2 separate regions of the Homo sapiens genome follow, and region 2 is linked to region 1. A link is a loop called in an ENCODE intact Hi-C map of the cell type or tissue named here. Cell type or tissue: PC-9. All regions are shown on one strand. Links, peaks and the distances in the headings refer to the core of each region. The heading gives the core; the rest is flanking DNA.

What was found. A loop is a pair of places that touch in the nucleus more often than their neighbours do. Peaks named below come from ENCODE experiments on the same cell type or tissue, not always from the same donor. Only the 100,000 strongest peaks of a DNase experiment are listed, where the experiment ranks them.
Region 2: a loop joins it to region 1, with 18 times the contacts of the local background. A loop is called at or near these places in 15 of 110 quality-filtered maps.

The regions. Positions count from the first base shown.
Region 1 is chr22:40,643,292-40,648,670 of GRCh38, forward strand. No RefSeq gene overlaps it. Among named protein-coding and RNA genes, the nearest start is that of MRTFA, 9.3 kb to the left of the region's middle. In PC-9, for the core only: a CTCF peak has its summit at 3,143 (motif pointing left); DNase peaks (open chromatin) are centred at 1,540 and 3,120; H3K4me3 peaks cover 587 bases; H3K27ac peaks cover 578 bases.
Region 2 is chr22:40,896,833-40,902,211 of GRCh38, forward strand. The region is part of intron 4 of XPNPEP3 (X-prolyl aminopeptidase 3); the gene reads left to right. Among named protein-coding and RNA genes, the nearest start is that of DNAJB7, 37 kb to the left of the region's middle. In PC-9, for the core only: CTCF peaks have their summits at 2,419 and 2,624; a DNase peak (open chromatin) is centred at 2,429.

The DNA.
Region 1 (5,379 bases), core at 141-5,140:
TGGCTTCATTTTATATTTGCATCGGCAGATCTAGTGGCTGCACTGACCCTTTGGCTCAACCTGACTTTATAACCAATCCTTTCCACCCCCTTCCCTCTAGAGCTTTTCCCAAAAACTGATACTAAGCCAAATTCACTCTTGTATTTCTATAATTAATTCTTTTTTTTTTTTTTTTGAGATGGAGTCTCGCTCTTGTCGCTCAGGCTGGATTGCAGTGGCGGGATCTTGGCTCACTGCAACCTCCGTCTCCCGGATTCAAGCAATTCTCCTGCCTCTATAATTAATTCTTTAACACAAATGTAAAACTTTAAGCCTCACTCTGCTAATCATGAGCAGCCAGTTGTCCTTCTGTCCATTTCCATCCTTCTTTGCACCTTGCTGAAAACATGTGCTGATTTCATTCTGTCACCTATCCACTGGCCACCACTTCTGATTCTGCTGCTGCTGCTGAAAGGGGCAAATCCAATGACAGGAACCTTCAGCGAACCACTGAAGACTGATCTTCCTCCTTCCAACCTGTTAATTCATACTCTGAGAAAAGTTACTCCCCCATCCTTTCCCTCTCTATTTCTCTTCATGGAGAATCTCTCCAAAAGTATTTTCCAGGACTTGATCAACTCCGTCTTCAGCACATCCTGTGCTTTCCTATTTCTTCTTAAGTCTTTGTTCTGATTAGTTTTTTTGTCTAGAATGTCCTCTTTTATCTTCATCTATTCAAATCCCAGCTGACATCCCACTTCCTCCAGGAAGCCCTCCCATATTCCTCCAACGTAGGTGGATCTTTTCTTTCTCTGACAATCTGTAGCTCCTATTGTAACAAGCAGAATGCTAAAGCATTCCAAGTGCATTATCTTATTTCACATGAGGAAACTGAAGCTTAGAGAGGTTAAGTAACTTGCTCAATATCACACAGCTTAAAACTAGCAAAGCTAGGATACGGATATTAAAATTAAGATCCTGGGGCCGGGTGCAGTGGCTCACGCCTGTAATCCCAGCACTTTGGGAGGCTGAGGCAGGTGGATCACTTGAGTCCAGGAGTTTGAGACCAGCCTGGCCAACACGGTGAAATGCCATCTCTCCTAAAAATACAAAAATTAGCCAGGTGTGGTGGTGCATGCCTGTAATCCCAGCTACTCGGGAGGCTGAGGCAGGAAAATCGCTTGAACCTGGGAGATGGAGCCTGTTAGTGAGCTAAGATCGCACCACTGCACTCCAACCTGGGTGATGGAATAAGACTCTGTCTCAATAAATAAATAAATAAATAAATAAATAAATAAGATCCTGGGTGTAATTCAATAAACATTTGTTGGCTACATACAAGGAACTAGAGGAAATATAAAAAGGTGAAATAGATCAGCTTTGCCACAATCAAGAACAGGGTCCATGAAATGATGCTAACACGAACAATGCTGAAAGGATAGTAGAATGAGGTCTGGTCTAGGAAGGGAGTGTTCCTGTCTGGTGGAGAACCCACTGAGGCAACACATGAAAGAGCTTATGTTTGACAGGCAGTAATGAGGTGGGGCACTCCAACTTAGGAAACACTGTGAGTAATAACGTGGAGGAAGGAAAACAGAGGACATGTTTGAGCAAGGGAGTCACCTGGGTTGTTTGAGAGATAAGGTTTGAAAGTTTGCTGAGGCCTTGTTGTAAAAAGAACGCCATGGTAAAGGAGGCATTACGTTCTGGAAAACAGAATCCAGACTGTCTTAAGATTCACCTGGTAGTTTGTCAGTTGGAATGGAAGGAGAGTGAAGTGGGGCTGGAAAGATAAATTAAACCACTACTGTTATCCAGCCAGGAGGAAATAAAGACCCACAAGAGGGGAACAATCAGCATGGAGTTTTTTCCCCTCTACCCTGTAAACACTTTCCATATCTCTGTCCCCTAGACATTATAGCATCCTTGAGAAAGGGCAATAATTTAAAAAAAAAATATGCCCATAACCTTTAAACTGCTAACAATTTCTTCAAATGTAGTAAGCACTCAGCAAATATCTTTGGAAGTGAATTAAATGTATAAGTGAGGTGTTAAAATGCTAGGGCTCTGTGACCAAGCAAGGTGGCCCATACCTGTAATGCCAGCATTTTGGGAGGCCGAAGTGGGAGGATGGCTTGAACCCAGGAGTTCAAGACCAGCCTGAGCAACATAGCAAGACCCCATCTCTATTATATTAAAGTTTTTTTAAATACTGGGGCTCAATCGGGTGCAGTGGCTCACACTTGTAATCTCACCTCTTTGGGAGGCCAAGGTGGCATATCACTTGAGGCCAAGAGTTGGAGCCCAGCTTGGCCAACATGATGAAACCCTGTTTCTACTAAAAACACAAAAATTAGCCGAGCATGGTGGTGAGTGTCTGTAATCCCAGCTACTCAGGTGGATGAGGCAGGAGACTCACTTGAACCCTGGAGGCAGAGGTTGTTGCAGTGAGCTGAGATAGTGTCACTGCACTCCAGCCTGGGTGACAGAGTGAGACTCCGTCTAAAAAACAAACAAACAAAAAAAGCTAGGGCTCTGTTTACATAGTTTTATTGGGTCATCCCTGGGATTGCAAACACCTAGTATATCACTTGATCACAAAACTGAGCTAGTTTTTATTCAGCACCTACTGTGTACATCATCATCTCATTGAATTCTTCCATGAACACTTCATAGAAGGTACCAGCCTTATGTCCATTTCACAGATGATGAAAACTGAGGGTCAAGCAGGTAGAGGGACCAACAGTCCAGTTTGCAGGAACTGAAGGGTCAAGATGCAGGACTTTTACTGACCAGGGGAAACTAGGAAGCTTGGTATCCCTACCCAGCGACCTTGATTTGCATCACACATGCCAAAGTTTAAACACAAGTTTGATTAACTCAAACCCCCGTGGGATTTTATTCTGGCTTTCTGATCATTGCAGCCAATATAAATGTCTTCTTTGGGTACTTTCAGGATACAATCCAAACATAACCTCGAATCTAGCTCATGTAGTCGGGGCCTACTTGAGACTGAAGTACTTGACAGGCAGAGAACTCAAAATGGATGGGTTTTCTTCAGCAAGAAAAGGAATCCAGGCTGGGGAATATTCCTGGAGGACGTCCTTAGGAACGGTTCGATTATCAGTTGTTCTTTGACGCCCCCTGGTGGTTGAGAACTGTAACCCCGTTTTTGCCCCCTGGAGTAGAGAAGAGGCCGCGCTGGTAAACAACCAAGAGGTGGAACTGAACTGAAAGTTCTTATTGCTTGTGGAACAAAAAGATTTTGTTTTAAAAACAAAAACTTGGCCGGGCGCGGTGGCTCACGCCTGTAATCCCAGCACTTTGGGAGGCCGAGGCGGGCGGATCACGAGGTCAGGAGATCGAGACCATCCTGGCTAACATGCTGAAACCCCGTCTCTACTAAAAATACAAAAAATTAGCTGGGCGTGGTGTTGTGCGCCTGTAGTTCCAGCTACTCAGGAGGCTGAGGCAGGAGAATGGCGTGAACCCAGGACGCGGAGCTTGCAGTGAGCCGAGATCACGCCACTGCACTCGAGCACTCCAGCCTGGGCGACAGAGCTCGACTCTGTCTCAAAAAAAATAACAACAACAACAACAAAAAAACTTGCAAAGATTTTTTTTTTCTTAAATAAAAGCTTGCCATGATGTTATAGCCTAGGGTGAGGAGAATCAGACACAAAATTTAAGTGGATGCCAAAAACTTAGCAATTAAGAAAAATAATACAATATTTCAAAAAATCAAAATTAGGCCAGGCGCGGTGGCTCAAGCCTGTAATCCCAGCCTGGCCAACATGGTGAAACCCTGTCTCTACTACAAATACAAAAATTAGATGGGTGTGGTGGCGGGCGCCTGTAATCCTAGCTACTCTGGAGGCTGAGGCATGAGAATCACTTGAACCCCGGAGGCGGAGGTTGCAGTGAGCCGAGATCACACCACTTGCACTCCAGCCTGGGCAATAGAGCGAAACTTAGTCTCAAAAAAAAAAAAAAACAAAAAAAAACAAATGTAGGCTTGGAGCTGCCGGTGGCCATCTAGCTGTCAGAAGGCAAGAAGAGATTTGAAAATAAGGCCCAGGCCAGGCGCGGTGGCTCACACCTGTAATCCCAGCACTTTGAGAGGCCGAGGCCGGCGGATAACCTGAGGTCAGGAGTTCCAGACCAGACTGGCCAACATGGTGAAACCCCGTCTCTACTAAAAATACAAAAATTAGCCAGGCATGGTGGCAGGCACCTGTAATCCCAGCTACTTGGGAGGCTGAGGCTGGAGAATTGCTTGAACCCGGGAGGCAGAGGTTGCAGTGGGCCGAGATCGTGCCAAGAGTGAAACTCCCTCTCAAAAAAAAAAAAAGAAAGAAAGAAAAGAAGGCCATGTCTACAGCCATATCACCCTGAACACACCGGATCTCATCTGAAAATGAAACCAAATAACAACAAGGAGCAATGAAGGGTATAGAAGAGACAGGGGCAGAGTCCCCATGATATGATTCAAACCCCTGGATGGAGCAGCGCCTGAAGTCCTTAGCATATGGGGCAAATCACAAAGTTGGGTGGGGAGGTGATAAAGACTCCAGCAATTATGTGGAACTCTGCACTTTGAGTTGGTGGAACAAGTTATACTGATTTCTCTCCTTACCAAAATGCTACCTGATTAGAACAGCATTCTGAAGTCATTCTTTTTTTTTTGGAGATGGAGTCACCAAGGCTGGAGTGCAGTGGTGCGATCTTGGCTCACCACAACCTCTGCCTCCCCAGTTCAAGCGATTCTCCTGCCTCAGCCTCCCGAGTAGCTGGGATTACAGGCATGCACCACCATGCTCGGCTAATTTTTGGATTTTTAGTAGAGACGGGGTTTCACCATGTTGATCCACCTGCCTTGGCCTTCCAAAGTGCTGGGATTACAGGTGTGAGCCACCGTGCCCGGCTGTGAAGTCATTTTTTTACATGTCTGTTTGTGCTGCCTTCCTACCTACTCATTCTGAAGTGATTATTTTTTTCTTGCCTGGATGGACAAGGAGACTCAATACCCCACTGCACCTGAGTTTTGGAAAACTAGAGTGTGGAAAAAGCAGCAGCAGCTGCAGCAAAAACACTGATGAGAGTCAAACTGAATGATTATATTACACTAATGGTACCAGCTCCCGACAGGTGAATAAAATGTGCCTCATGATAGCAGTCATACAACAAATACCTTACAAGAAACTCACAGAGAAGAGGGGCAGAGCAACTCAGTGGAAAAGCAGGTGTGGTTTCAAAGCCTGGCTCTGCCCCGAGCCATGTGACCTTAGGAAATAGACTGTGTCCCTGAGTTTCAATCTCGTCACCTGTAAATTAGGAGTAACCATACAGATCGCAAGTCAACACCTGCCCTTGCACCGCTGCGGGGCTCAGCGGTCACTG
Region 2 (5,379 bases), core at 132-5,131, 250 kb after region 1:
AACTTTTACTTTTTCTGTGACTCTGCCTATTCTAATTACTTCATATAAGTAGAATCATACAGTATTTGTCTTTTTGTAACTGGCTTACTTCACTTAGTAAAATGTTTTCAAAGTTCATGTTGTAGCATTTTTCAGAATGACATTCCTCTATGGCTGAATGGTATTCCATTGTATGTATAGACAATGTTTCCTTCATCTTTTTTTTTTTTTTTTTTTTTTGAGACGGAGTTTCGCTGTTGCCCAGGCTGGAGTGCAGTGGCGCAATCTCGGCTCACTGCAGGCTCCGCCGGGTTCACGCCATTCTCCTGCCTCAGCCTCCTGAGTAGCTGGGACTACAGGCACCCGCCATCACGCCCGGCTAATTTTTTTGTATTTTTAGTAGAGATGGGGTTTCACTGTGTTAGCCAGGATGGTCTCGATCTCCTGACCTCGTGATCTGCCCACCTCGGCCTCCCAAAGTGCTGGGATAACAGGCGTAATCCACCGTGCCCGGCCTCCTTCATCTTTTCATCTGTCATTGGACACTTGGGTTGTTTCCATCTTTTGGGCTATGGTGACTAATGCTGCTATGTACCTGGGTTTACAAATAATTATTCAGGTCCCTGCTTTCAGTTCTTTGGGGTATATACCCAGAAGTAGAATTGTTAGATCTGTGGTGAGTCTGTGTTGTTTTTTTTTTTCTTTTTTTGAGACAGAGTCTCCATTTGTTCCCAGGCTGGAGTGCAGCAGCACCATCTTAGCTCCCTGCAGCCTCGAACTCCTGGGCTCATGTGATCTTCCCACCTCAGCCTCCTGATTATACATTTAATTTTTTGAGAAACCACCATATAGTTTTCCACAGCAAATGGACCATTTCACATTTCTACCAGCAATGCACAAGGGTTCCAGTTTTTCTACATTCTTGCCAATCGATACTTGTTATTTTCTGCCTTTTGAGTACTAGCCATCTTAATGAGTGTGAAATGACATCTCATAGTTTTTATTTGCATTTCATTAACAGCTAGTGATGTTCAGCATATTTTCATGTGTTTATTGGTTATTTGTATATCTTATTTGGAGAAATACCTGTTCAGTTCCTTTGCCCATTTTTTAAATTGGGCTGGATTTTTTTGTTGTTGAGTTGTGGGAATTCCTTATATGTTTTTGATATTAACTCTTAATCCGGTATATGGTTTGCAAATATTCTCCCATTATGAGGGTTGGCTTTTTACTATTCATAGCGTCCTTTAATGCTCAAAATGTTTTAATTTTTATAAAGTCCAGTTTTTTTGTTGTTGTTAACTGTGCTTTTGGTGTCATATCCAAGAAAATATTACCAAATCCAGTGTCATAAAGGTATTCCCCTATGTTTTCTTCTAAGAGTTTTATGTTTTATGTTTAGGTCTTTGACCCATTTTTTTTTTTTTTTTTTTTTTTTTTTTTTTTTTTTTTTGAGACGGAGTCTCGCTCTGTCGCCCAGGTCGGACTGCGGACTGCAGTGGCGCAATCTCGGCTCACTGCAAGCTCCGCTTCCCGGGTTCACGCCATTCTCCTGCCTCAGCCTCCCGAGTAGCTGGGACTACAGGCGCCCGCCACCGCGCCCGGCTAATTTTTTGTATTTTTAGTAGAGACGGGGTTTCACCTTGTTAGCCAGGATGGTCTTGATCTCCTGACCTCATGATCCACCCGCCTCGGCCTCCCAAAGTGCTGGGATTACAGGCGTGAGCCACCGCGCCCGGCCGACCCATTTTGAGTTAATATTTATATATGGTATAAACTAAGGGTCTAACCTTATTCTTTTTCATGCCCCATTTCTTTCTTGATTTTATTTCTTTTATAAAGTCCTAAACTTACTATCTTTTTATTATCCAGGAAGTTGGGATAAAAGATCTTAAACTGCCTTTTTACATCTTCCTGAGATCTAACAGCAAAGTCACATATGAAGTTCATGCTGGTGGATGCCTTTTATCACAGTATCATTCATAACCTGGGTGAGGGGTATCCCATAATGGAGTTCATTTATGTCCTCATACAACCAGAACCGTACTGTCTGCATCCACAGCATTTCTGTAGCTTCAGGAGGCACTGACTATGTGATGAGGGAGGGGCAGGACAGTTGCCCATATCTAGATACATATGATAGGCCCCTCCCTTCATCCATTTTAATAAACTAGGGGTTTCCCTGCAAACCTTTCTCACTCAGCAATATTCAAAATGAGAGATACTGTTCTTTGATCTAAAATTCTCAGGAACCATTTTTAAAGAGTTCCTCAGGGTATTGCATGTAATAGTCTAGAAAATGGCTCATTTTCTTCACTGAATAGCCCCTTATGTCCATGGTTTTTTACCCATCGCTGTCAACTTGCCACTCGAATTATTTTAGCTGTGGTTGGTCTCAGCTGACTCATCAAAAAAATGATAGTAGCCCAGTTTCTTTGGGTTAGAGCTCCATCTGTTGATCAAAAAGAAGCTCATCTAAAAGAGATTCTGAGCTTACTTTCAGCCAGCACTGAAGGCACTAACCAAACTATTGAATATTTAGCAGACCTACCAGCGATTCAGAATTCCCTCCCAATCCATTTTGCTAGCTCGTGAAGTTCAGGGTCTATCATTTCCACATTCCATGATTTCAAAGCATGTGCCATATCAAACCAAGGATGAATTTTTTTAAAAATGAGTCAGTTCTGCTGGGACAGATGGATATCCATATGCAAAAGAATGAAGTTGTGCCCGGGCACAGTGGCTCACACCTGTAATCCCAGCATTTTGGGAGGCCAAGGTAGGTGGATCACGAGGTCAAGAGATAAGACCATCCTGGCCAACATGGTGATACCTCATCTCTACTAAAAATACAAAAATTAGCTGGATGTGGTGGTGGGCGCCTGTAATCCCAGCTACTTGGGAGGCTGAGACAGGAGAATTGCTTGAACCTGGGAGGTGGAGGTTGCAGTGAGCGGAGATCACGCTACTGCACTCCAGCCTGGTGACAGAGCGAGACTCTATCTCAAAAAAAAAAAAAAAAAAAAGGAATGAAGTTGTACCCCTACTTCACACCTTATCTAAAAATTAACTTAATTAGCCAGGTGTGGTGGCATATGCCTGTAATCCCGAATACTCGGGAGGCAGTCTCCCTTTGTTCCCAGGCTGCACTGTGGTGATAGGAGAATCACTTGAACCTAGGAGGCGGAGATTGCAGTGAGCCAAGATTACACCACTGCATTCCAGCCTGGGCAACAGAGCAAGACTCTATCTCACAAATTAAATAAATACATAAATAAAATGGATCAGTGACCTAAACTTAAGAGCTCAAATTATAAAACTATTAGGAAAAAACATAAGGGTGAATCTTCATGACCTTAGATTTGCCAAAGGATTCTTAAAGATGATACCGAAAGCACAGGCAACAAAAGAAAAAGTAGATAAATTAGAATTTATCAATGTTTAAAACTTCTCTACATCAAAGGGTACTTTTCTCACACTGAGAAACAGCCTTAGGAAAAAAAAAAAAAAAGGCCGGGTACGGTGACCCACGCCTATAATCCCAGTACTTTGGGAGGCTGAGGCCGGTGGATCACCTGAAGTCAGGAGTTCAAGACCAGCCTGGCCAACATAGTGAAACCCCGTCTCTATTAAAAATACAAAAAATTAGCCAGGCATGGTGGCGGGTGCCTGTAATCCCAGCTACTGGGGAGGCTGAGGCAGGAGAATTGCTTGAACCTGGTAGGTGGAGGTTGTCATGAACCGAGATCGCACCACTGCATTCCAGCCTGGGCAACAGAGCAAGACTCTGTCTCAAAAAAAAAATAATTAAACTTAATTTAAGAATAAATTAAAAGGCTAAGTGCAGTGGCTCATGCCTGTAATCCCAACACTTTGAGAGGCCAAGGTGGATGGATCTTTTGAGCCCAGGAATTTGAGACCAGCCTGGGCAACATGGCAAAACCCCATCTCTATGAAAAATACAAAAATAAGTTAGCTGGGTGTGGTGGCATGTTCCTGTAATTTCAGCTACTCACGAGGCTGAGGTGGGAGGATCACCAGAGCCTGGGTGGCAGAGGCTTCAGTGAGCCAAGATCACAGCACTGCACTTCAGCTTGGGTAACAGAGTGAGACCCTGTCTCAAAACAATAATGATCTTAAAAAATAATAAAAAACAAAGGGAATGGGTGTGGTGGCTCATACCTGTAATCCTTGCATTTTGGGAGGCCAAGGCAAGGAAGATCAGTTGAACTCAGGAGTTCAAGAGCAGCCTGGGCAACATAGTGAGACCTCCTCTCTTTTTATTAAAAAAAAAGAATTTAAAATAAAAAACTTTAAAAAATTGTTTAAAAGGACACTATCAAGAAAGTGAAAAAACGGAATGAGAGAAAATATTTGCAAATCATATATCTGATAAGGTTCTAGTATCTAGAATATTTAAAGAACTTTTTTTTTTTTTGAGATGGAGTTTCACTCTTCTCTCACCCAGGCTGGAGTGCAATGGCCCAATCTCTGCTCACCGCAACCTCCACCTCCCAGGTTCAAGCAATTCTCTTGCCTCAGCCTCCCAAGTAGCTGGGAATACAGGCATGCACCACCACGCCCGGCTAATTTTTGTATATTTAGTAGAGATGGGGTTTCTCCATGTTGGTCAGGCTGGTCTCTAACTCCCGAACTCAGGTGATCCACCCGCCTCAGCCTCCCAAAGTGCTGGAATTACAGGCGTGAGCCACCACGCCGGGCCTATTTAAAGAACTCTTACAGTTCAACAACAGGCCAGGGACAGTGGCTCATGCCTGTAGGCCCAGCTACTTGAGAGGCGGAGCTACTTGCGCTACCACGCCTGGCTAATTTTTGTATTTTTTGTGAAGACTGGGTTTCACCATGTTGCCAAGGCTGGTTTCGAACTGCTGGACTCAAGCAATCCACCCACCAAAGTGCTGGGACTACAGGCGTGAGCCACTGCGCCCGGCTATATGACTCCATTTATATGAAATATGCGGAATAGGTAAACCCGTAGAGACAAAAAGCAGATTAGAGGATATCAGGGAATAGGGTGAGAGGAGAATGGGAATTAACTGCTTAATGGGTAAGGGATTTTCTTTTCTGGTGATGAAAATGTTTGGGAACTAGAGAGAGGTGGTGGTTGCAAAACATTGTGAATGTACTAAATGTCACTGGGTTGTTCATTTTGTTGGTTAATTTATATGATGTGAATTTTATCTCAGTAAAAAATCAAGAATGAATTAGGTGTCTTCTAAACATTCCTTACTTTTCCTTCTTTTTTTTTTTTTTTTTTTGAGATGGAGTCTCGCTCTGTCGCCCAGGCTGGAGTGTGGTGGCGTGATCTCGGCTCACTGCAACCTCCGCCTCCCAGGTTCAAGCGATTCTCCTGCCTCCTGCCTCAGCCTCCCAAGTAGC